Regions from separate parts of the Homo sapiens genome. Here region 1 is linked to region 2. Evidence: chromatin loops called from intact Hi-C (ENCODE). Cell type or tissue: heart right ventricle. All regions are shown on one strand. Each heading gives the region's core, and the rest is flanking DNA. Links, peaks and the distances in the headings are about the cores only.

Region 1 (3,599 bases), core at 1-2,500, 120 kb before region 2:
TTCTTGGTTCAATACCAAGAATTTAACCGGCACTTCTATACACTGATGGTGGTCTATTAACTGGCACAACTACTTTTAGAAAATTGCTTGGCAATATCTACTAAAACTGAACATATGTACTCCTCTGACTCACCAATTCCACTTGTAGACATAAATCTAACAGAAATGTATCCATATGTTCACTAAAAACATCTAGAGGAAAGTCTACAAAGCAGTAACAGCCCGAAATAGGAAACCCCTCAAATGCCCATCTAAAGTACAATGGACAAATGAGCTGGAATATCTTTGCATGATGGAAGACAACTTTGCAGTGAGGATAAATGGATCCACTACTACATGCAACAGCATGGGTGACTCTCACAAACATAATGTTGACTGAAAGAAGTGAGATCAAAAGAGTGAATATTTTTCATTATTTCATTTATATAAAGAACAAAAACAGGCAAAAATAAAAACTAACAAAGCCTGTAGAGGTCAGGAGAGTGGCTACCCTGGAGAGAAAGGGGAGTAGTTCCTGAAAAGAAGGATTAAGGGGGGCTTCAAGGATACTGGTACTGTACTGTCTCTTAAGAAGCAGGTTAGATGGGTGAATTTAGCTTATGAAAACTCACTGAACTATACACATATAACTTGCAATTTTGGGGGATAATACGTCAATAAAAAATTCAAATATATAAACTACTACATATATCTACATATCTAGATCTACATAGTAGAAGAATCAAATACATGTCAAAACCTTTTGCTTTACTAAAAAGGTGCTTTAAAAACTCTGATGCACATGACTTTTTGCAATGGGAAAGACAGAAAATTATTAAAAGTAGAAGTTGATTTTTATTTAGCTGTGCTTAAAAAAAATAACCCTAGAAATGGAACTCAGATTTGAATAACATTCTCAATGAACCACAGCAGTACCTGGTATAGAATATTCTAGGAATAGAGCAATACTCCCAGAAAAATGTATACAGAGATGTTTAATGGACATTTAAGAACACCTGCTGTTTTTATTAAGCTTCATAAATTTAATTAATTTAGGATAAGCCTATATTGTCTCAAAACAATTTACAGCTTCATAGCACGATAAATTATTTTAAATTGGATTCACATTTTTATTGTAATATATTGTATATCAAAAATTTTATCTGCAATGCGTTCTGAAATAGACTTAACTGTCTTTTATATCCTCACCCCCAAAATTACAGCAACAAAAATACTCCCTTAAACACAGCAGTGGTAATAAGTCATAAAAGGAAAAGGAAAAAAGACTACAAAATATAAGGCAACTATATGGCATAACAATACCTCTGAAGGCATTTTTCAGAGAGAAAATGTAAAGTTTCAATAAATTAAAGGTTTTTAATCTATATAAGATTCCTTCCAATGATGTCCTCAGTTAATTTTAAAAAGATAATATTTTTACCCTTCATTCTTTTAACCTAATAAAAGGTTAAGCACAAGAAACTGCACATAGAATTTTCCAAATACTTCCTTCACATATAGTAATTTGAGTGATCCAATCAAATCATCATTAAAGGCTTACTTTATATAAACAATGTTTTAAAAACACTGAGAAAGATGCCAGGCTGGGCGCGGTGGCTCACACCTGTAATCCCAACACTTTGGGAGGCCAAGGCGGGCAGATCACTTGAGGTCAGGAGTTCCAGACCAGACTGGTCACGTCGTGAAACCCCGTCTCTACCAAAAATACAAAAAAATTAGCCAGGCATGGTGGCAGGCACCTCCCAGCTACTCAGGAGGCTGAGGCATGAGAATTACTTGAACCCTGGAGGTGGAGGTTGCAGTGAGCCCAGATTGCATCACTGCACTCCAGCCTGGGCAACACAGTGAGACTCTATCTCAAAAAGAAAAGAAAAGAAAAAGATTCCAATAACAAGGTGTATAAATAAAAATGACTATTGTGGTTCATGTTATAAGGGCCTCATCACGTGGAGCTGGACTCTTCATTCTGACAACTTCCACCATAGAGCAAAATGCATGTGGAGATATTTTTAAGCACAATGAACAATTCCTATTCAACTGCTGTCCACCATCTTGTGGGAAAGAACTGCCAGGTACATTTCAGGACACAGGAAATTCAGTGAGGTTTTCATCCCATCAGTATTTTCAAAACATTTATGGGATGCCAAGAGCTTCAAGTGCCACATAATCCCACGTGGAAAGCACTGCTCCAACGGGACCACTCTGCACATAAAGAAAAGCATTTCTTTTCACGATATACTTAAGACATCCATTCATGAGTTAAGAAAGGAGGGTAACTCCAGTCTAACTTCAACATTTAAAAAAGCTATCCTTCATTTTCTTTCAAGGGTTGCCTTTCTTCACAGCAATATCAAAGCCTACCAGAACTTTACTTCCACCAATCATCACGGAATGTAACTCTGTACATACACCATGCAGACTATCAGGAAGCTTACTGAGAAAATCACAAAGACAAGGAATCTTCACTAGAATCCCAACAGATCCTAAAATGAGACTATTTCAACAATCAAGCGAGGGCCCAGGGACAGCATTTCAGCCAGATCACAGGTGTAATATACATGTGTCGCGGGGCCACCAGAACCACCTCTCTAATAGGTGATATGACACAGGCATTCAGAAAGGTGTTCAAACAAGTCTTTTATTCTGTTAAAACACATTTTAAAGTCATAAAATGCATGGGTGAAATTTTAAATACTATTCTAAGCATATCAATTTCTTTCCACTTAAAGAGATTATGCCATTAATCCTATTGCATAGTACATTTCCATTCATAATTGATAACTATTAGAGAGTTAATCATTTCAGGTTTAGTGGATAAAATCTTACACATGCAGCCCGTAATGAATGCAAAGGCTGACAAGAGGTTGATGTAAACGAGGGACTGGCTAACTCATTCAAAGCTTTACTTAGCACTTATTTACTCAAATCAATAGCATGAGTGAGAAAATTGTCTCATTAAGATCTAGAAATAGATGCCATTACTCAAAGAAAATTATCCATAAATCTCAGAAAAACCCAACCTGATTCCCTTGAGCAAGCAGCGTTTTCAGTCTGGCTATTTCAGCTCGCAGCTCACGGATAAGTTTGACGTTGGCATCCTCATTAATGGTAGGCTTGTTGATGATGTTTTTGGCTCTATTTGCATAGCGAAGAGTACTTAGGGTTTCTCCATAATTGACATCAGCAGGTGAAATGGCTGTGAAGAATGTATTCAAAAAATAATTTATCCAGCACTCCATGTTCCATTTAACACAAAGTTGGTTTGTAATTTAAAAGTCAGATTAACCCCAGGTCATTGGAGAGACTAAATATTCATTGCCACAGTAATGAATATGAAAAATTATCTAACATTTCTAGGAAAGAGTGTTCACAATACAAAATTAAGTGTCATTTTGCTCTTCTCAAATCTAGAATCAACCACCTAACCAAGTCTAAAATGAGATATGAGACATTCCCCTATAGTTAGGTAGTTTTCCCTGCTGAAAACGTAAGAAGAAGGTTTAAAGACTATTTGTCATCTCAACATTAAGTAGGAATTCAAATACTTTTAAAAGTTCTGGCAAAGTCTACTGTCTGGAAAAAAAAACAGAATATGATAA
Region 2 (5,121 bases), core at 1,567-4,066:
CCATTAGATAGTCAGGGGTAGATCAGGGCCATTGTACTCAAAGAGTTTCTATTTGATAGGGGTGAACAATACTATGAAATGAGTGAGAACAATACATTCTTATAGGTGCTAAGAAATATTTCTGCAGAAGGGACAAAGGCTGGAATGGTGGATTTTACTTGGGGGAACTAGAAAATATTCATCAAGGAAGTGACTTTTGAACTGCATATTGACAAAGGCTAAATTAGATATGTGGGAAGGGCATTTCAGGCAGAGAGCATAGCAGGAACAATGGCTTGGGGTTGTACACAGCATGACCCATTTCAGAAATGGCAAGACTCTGGCAAGTGAGAATCTATGGTGCAACAGGGGCTGGGAGGTAGAGGAAGGAGACTGGGGGCAGCTGAAGTTGAGGATACAGGCAGGGGCGGATTCTGGAAGATCTTAAAATTATCATAAGGCTGTGAGTTGCCAACTTCCAGCACAAGCACCTTATATTTATTTATTTATTTACAGATAGGGTTTTGTTCTGAAACCCAGCCAGGAGTGTGGTGCAATCATAGCTCACTACAGCCTTAACCTCCTGGGCTTGAGTGATCCTCCCACCTCAGCCTCCCAAGCATCTAAGACTACAAGCATGCATTTCCACACCGAGTTAAAGCATCTATTTTTTGAGGGCTTCTGTACGTTTGGGAGCTTGCTCTGTCCATATGCTTGACAGGCTAGAAATAACTGAAAAATTATCACTTCCCTCTTCCCCCAGGAATAGCCTTGAACCAATGATTAAAAAGAGTTGGTGGCTCCTTGGCCCTGAGCCCCAGTTGCCCAAATAGTAACTCAAATAGTAACTTGGTTGGCAACTTACCTTTTATTGGTCTCCATCCCTTCTCTTATTCTCTTTTCTCTTTAAGGGTATTTTTTGGAATCAACTTCTAAATATATTTCTTGCACTAGAATTCTGCCTCTGGGTTGACTTCTAGGGGAACTACACAAAACAATTGTGTGACTTTTACTAAAGGTAGATTGGCACCATGGGATGACTATTTACTAACAGCCTTAGCAAAGTAAGCTTATTGAAGTGAGGACTTGGTCTCATTTATCCTTGAACTCCTTGGCCCATAAAAGGCACACAACACACATTTGTTACATAAATGAATCAAACTTGTCGGATAACTTTAAGGTAAACGTTAGACAACCCCAGTTCAGAAATGACGCTGGACAGGGACTTTCTCACCAGCTGACTTTCTTTGTAAACTCCTCTGCCATCCTCCCTCAGGCTACCTGTTCCATCTTGAAGACCCTACTTATCTTTCGCCTCCTCAGGCTATTAAGATTCTCCAAATTCCTCTCCCTTTATGTTCAGAACTATTATCCAGCTCTCTGTTTATCTACGTTAACCAATTCTATCATGAGGCCTCTCATTCTCAGAAGCCTCAAGGTATTTTTTCCAAACAAAAACTGCCTCTCCCAGAGGTTATTTCTTAAAATTGAGTATGTTATTCCCTAATCTTGTGGTGAGTTAGGCAAAGCAGATGAAGAAAGGTTTAGCAGGTTTTGGCCTGGGTGTTGTTTCTATAATCCCTTGCTACTAGAGAGTCATGTGGCCAAAGGTCTCAAGATTTGTGACTTTCCCAATTTCTTCCTTAGATAACATCACTATTTGGCTAGGAACAGTGGCTAACACCTATCATACCAACACATTGGGAGGGTGAGGTGGGAGGATGGCTTGAGCCCAGGGGTTTGAGACCAGACTGGGCAACATAGTAGAAACCCATCTCTCCAAAACGTTTTTTGAAACCTGGGCACAGTGGTGTGTACCTGCGGTCCCAGCTACTCAAGAGGCTGAGGCGGGAGGACTGCTGGAGCCCAGGAGCTCGAGGCTACAGTGAGCCACTGCACTCCAGCCTGGGTGACAGAGTGAGACCCTGTCTCTATAAAAAACAAACAAATAAAAATCACTAATGTAAAATCTAAGATTGTTTTCTTTTTGAGATGGTTTTCAGACTGACCCCCCACACCAAGACTCGTGACTCATGACTCAACTGGTCCTGTGGCCCCACCCAGAGGTGGACTTAGTGCATGAGGACTGTTTTTCACACTCCTGTGATTTCATCCCCAACCAATCTCTAGACCCCTGCTCACCAGCTTGTCCATAAAACCCCTAACGTCTGAGCCCTCAGGGATCTTGATGTGAGTGCAATGCCACGGTCTCAGTGAATCAGTTTTGTCTGTGCACTGGGCAGGAAGAACTCATCAGGTGATTACACATTTTAGAAACAAACCAACAAAAAATTAAAGGCTGCACTGACTGATGGTCAGTTTTCTGATCTTGAGTATATATTGACTCAAAATGCAACATGAATGAAAAGGTATCTTTTATTGGTCATTATGATCCAACCAAAATAAATTTCTGTCTTATCAACCTTGTTCCCTGAGGAAGATGAAGGAGCTGAGTAATCATAGTCCAAGTCCTTCTCTCTGGGTCTGAAAGGGAGACACACCAGTGAGAAAGAAGCCCCCCTTTATTTACTCAACGCTGGAAGAGGCTAGGTCTGAAAGCAAGGGCAGGGATGGAAAGTTGGCTGTGTCCTGGGATCACTGAGCTGAAATTACAGCTCTCCCTGGTCTAGGGAGGGTGGAGGCCTGTGGGCCCAGCCTTGAACAGAAGAAGTCTGGGATTTCCTCCTCCATCCTGAGATGGACACAGCTGAGCCACTTCCTGCAGGGGCCTCAGGAGAACAAGATGGTGCCATTTTGTTCTCTTTGTCCACATGATTCACAAATGGGGGACTTTTTTTTTCTGTGAGTGCCTGATGTTAAAGAGAACCTAGGTGAACACATGTGTGGGCAGCCTAAAGAGACTTAAGGCAGGCTGGAGCATGTTGCTCCATTCTGTCCAGCCCCTAGAAGATTCCTACTGCTAGCATGGAAGTATGCCTTTCTCATTCTCCCCTCCTCCCATCCTCCCCCTTCCACCCTATCAACTACAAAAATTAGGGGCAGAATCAGGCTAGGAGGAAAACATAACTAATACATAGAACAGGCTCTTTGTCATCTTCTCATAGACTCAGAAAGACCAGCCTAAGAGGTGAGAGAAACCTTTATTCCACACAACCTTTTGGTGACCACACACACTTCCACTTTCCCAAAGCATCCTTATAACTGCCCAGTGAGTTCACTTTGCTTCCTGCGTAGGAAGAGCTGACTTATCAAGAAAAGGGAATTGCAATAGAGAAAGAGTAATTCCTGCACAGCCGGCTGTGCGGAAGACCAGAATTTTGTCATTACTCAAATCGGTCTCCCTAAGCATTCAGGGATCAGAGTTTTTAAGAATAATTTGGCGGGTGCTGGGGGAGGGGCAGTGAGTGAGGAGTGATGATTGGTTGGGTCAGAGATGAAATCACAGGGAGTAGAAGTTGTCTTCTCGCGCTGAGTCAGTTCCTGGGTGGGGGCCACAAGATCGGATGAGCCACTTTATCCATCTGAGTGGTGCCATCAAGTGCAGGGTATGCAAAATATCTCAAGCACTGATCTTAGGTTTTATAACAGTGTTTTTTTTTTTTTTTTTTTGAGATGGAGTCTTGCTCTGTCTCCCAGGCTGGAGTGCAGTGGCACGATCTCGGCTGACTGCAAGCTCCGCCTCCCGAGTTCACCCATTCTCCTGCCTCGGCCTCCTGCGTAGCTGGGACTACAGGCGCCTGCCACCACGCCCGGCTAAGTTTTTGTACTTTTTTTTAGTAGAGACGGGGTTTCACCGTGTTAGCCAGGATGGTCTCGATCTCCTGACCTCGTGATCCGCCCGCCTCGGCCTCCCAAAGTGCTGGGATTACAGGACCGTGCCGGGCCTATAATAGTGATTTTATCCCTAGGAGCAATTTGGGGAGGGTCAGAATCTTTTAGCCGCTAGCTGCATGACTCCTAAATCATAATTTCTTAACTTTTGGCTAATTGTTAGTCCTATAAAGGCAGTCTAGTCCCAAGGCAAGAAGGGGGTTTGTTTTGGGAAAGGGCTGTTATCATCCTTGTTTCAAACTAAAGACTATAAACTAAGTTCTGTCCAAAGTTAGTTTGGCCTACACCCAGGAATTAACAAGGACAGCTTGGAGGTTAGAAGCAAGATGGTGTAGGTTAGGTCAAGTCTCTTTCACTGTCTCAGTTATAATCCTGCAATGGTGGTTTCATTAGAATTTTTCAAATGTCACATGTATAGGAACACGAGTGAAGCAACAATGACCAATAGGAAAACAAGAAAATCTAGACAGGAACAAAGGTAGAGAAAGCAGTTCTGGGCCAAGGAAAACCCACTCAGTGTCACCCTCAGCTGCTAGGGACGAACATTCTTGCAGGCAGTGTAGATGAGGTGGGGCTGGAAGTGGGAGGGATGAGAGTTGTCAAGAGCCCAGAATCTGAATGCCTGAGTTCAAGGCCTGGCTATCTCATTTGTGTGACCTCAGGCAAGTCAGTAAACATCCTTTGTCTGTTTTCTTATCTGTTAATCTCAGGACACACCTATTTTAGGGATTAGATTTGTTGGAGAATTCTTTCCTCAGAGCTTAGTCACAACAAGTGCTAAATACATGTCTATTATTAGTGGTAGTACAAGTAGTAGTATTATGATATCATCATAAATGAAATTAGCTATTATTAATTACAAAAAATCAGGCAGAAACATAGTTACAGGCCCTTATTAACTCGTGCTATTAAGCCTTTCTCTAGTGGCCATAAATCCCCAAAGTTTTTTATTTTATTTTATTTTATTTTATTTTTTATATATATACCTAAAGCATCATTGTTAGGCTATGCCCTGAAGCAGTGTCAGTCTTCTAAAAACATGAACAAATAATCATCTTTGTGTGGACTTTTAGGGTAATCAAATCTTCCTTTCCAGAGTCCTATTAGAGGGAACATGCCCTCTTTCTTATAAAGGATTTTAAAGTCACTGTTGGGGCTCAGAAACTGATACCCCAAAATAAAATGCATGGACATGCTGAGCTGAAGAAAAAGCAGAAGAAGCCTCAAGGTCCTCCCCTACCTAAGATCCAGACCCACCAGGAAGAACAATTGCTTTTTCTCACCCTCCCTGCAAGACCAAGAATGTAACCACACCTGAGCAGACCCATTCTCTGTCAAAGAAAACTATTT

What was found. A loop is a pair of places that touch in the nucleus more often than their neighbours do. Peaks named below come from ENCODE experiments on the same cell type or tissue, not always from the same donor. Only the 100,000 strongest peaks of a DNase experiment are listed, where the experiment ranks them.
Region 1: it touches region 2 in a loop (4-fold over the local background); 73 of 110 quality-filtered maps call a loop at or near these places.

Annotation. Positions count from the first base shown.
Region 1 is chr20:16,501,352-16,504,950 of GRCh38, forward strand. KIF16B (kinesin family member 16B) reads right to left here. Exons shown (of 26, transcript NM_024704.5): 10 at 3,021-3,196. Among named protein-coding and RNA genes, the nearest start is that of KIF16B, 70 kb to the right of the region's middle. In heart right ventricle, for the core only: no CTCF peak of the experiment used is centred there; no DNase peak of the experiment used is centred there.
Region 2 is chr20:16,619,900-16,625,020 of GRCh38, forward strand. The region is part of intron 1 of LOC105372542 (a long non-coding RNA gene); the gene reads left to right. Among named protein-coding and RNA genes, the nearest start is that of KIF16B, 49 kb to the left of the region's middle. RefSeq lists an enhancer at 4,874-5,121. In heart right ventricle, for the core only: no CTCF peak of the experiment used is centred there; no DNase peak of the experiment used is centred there.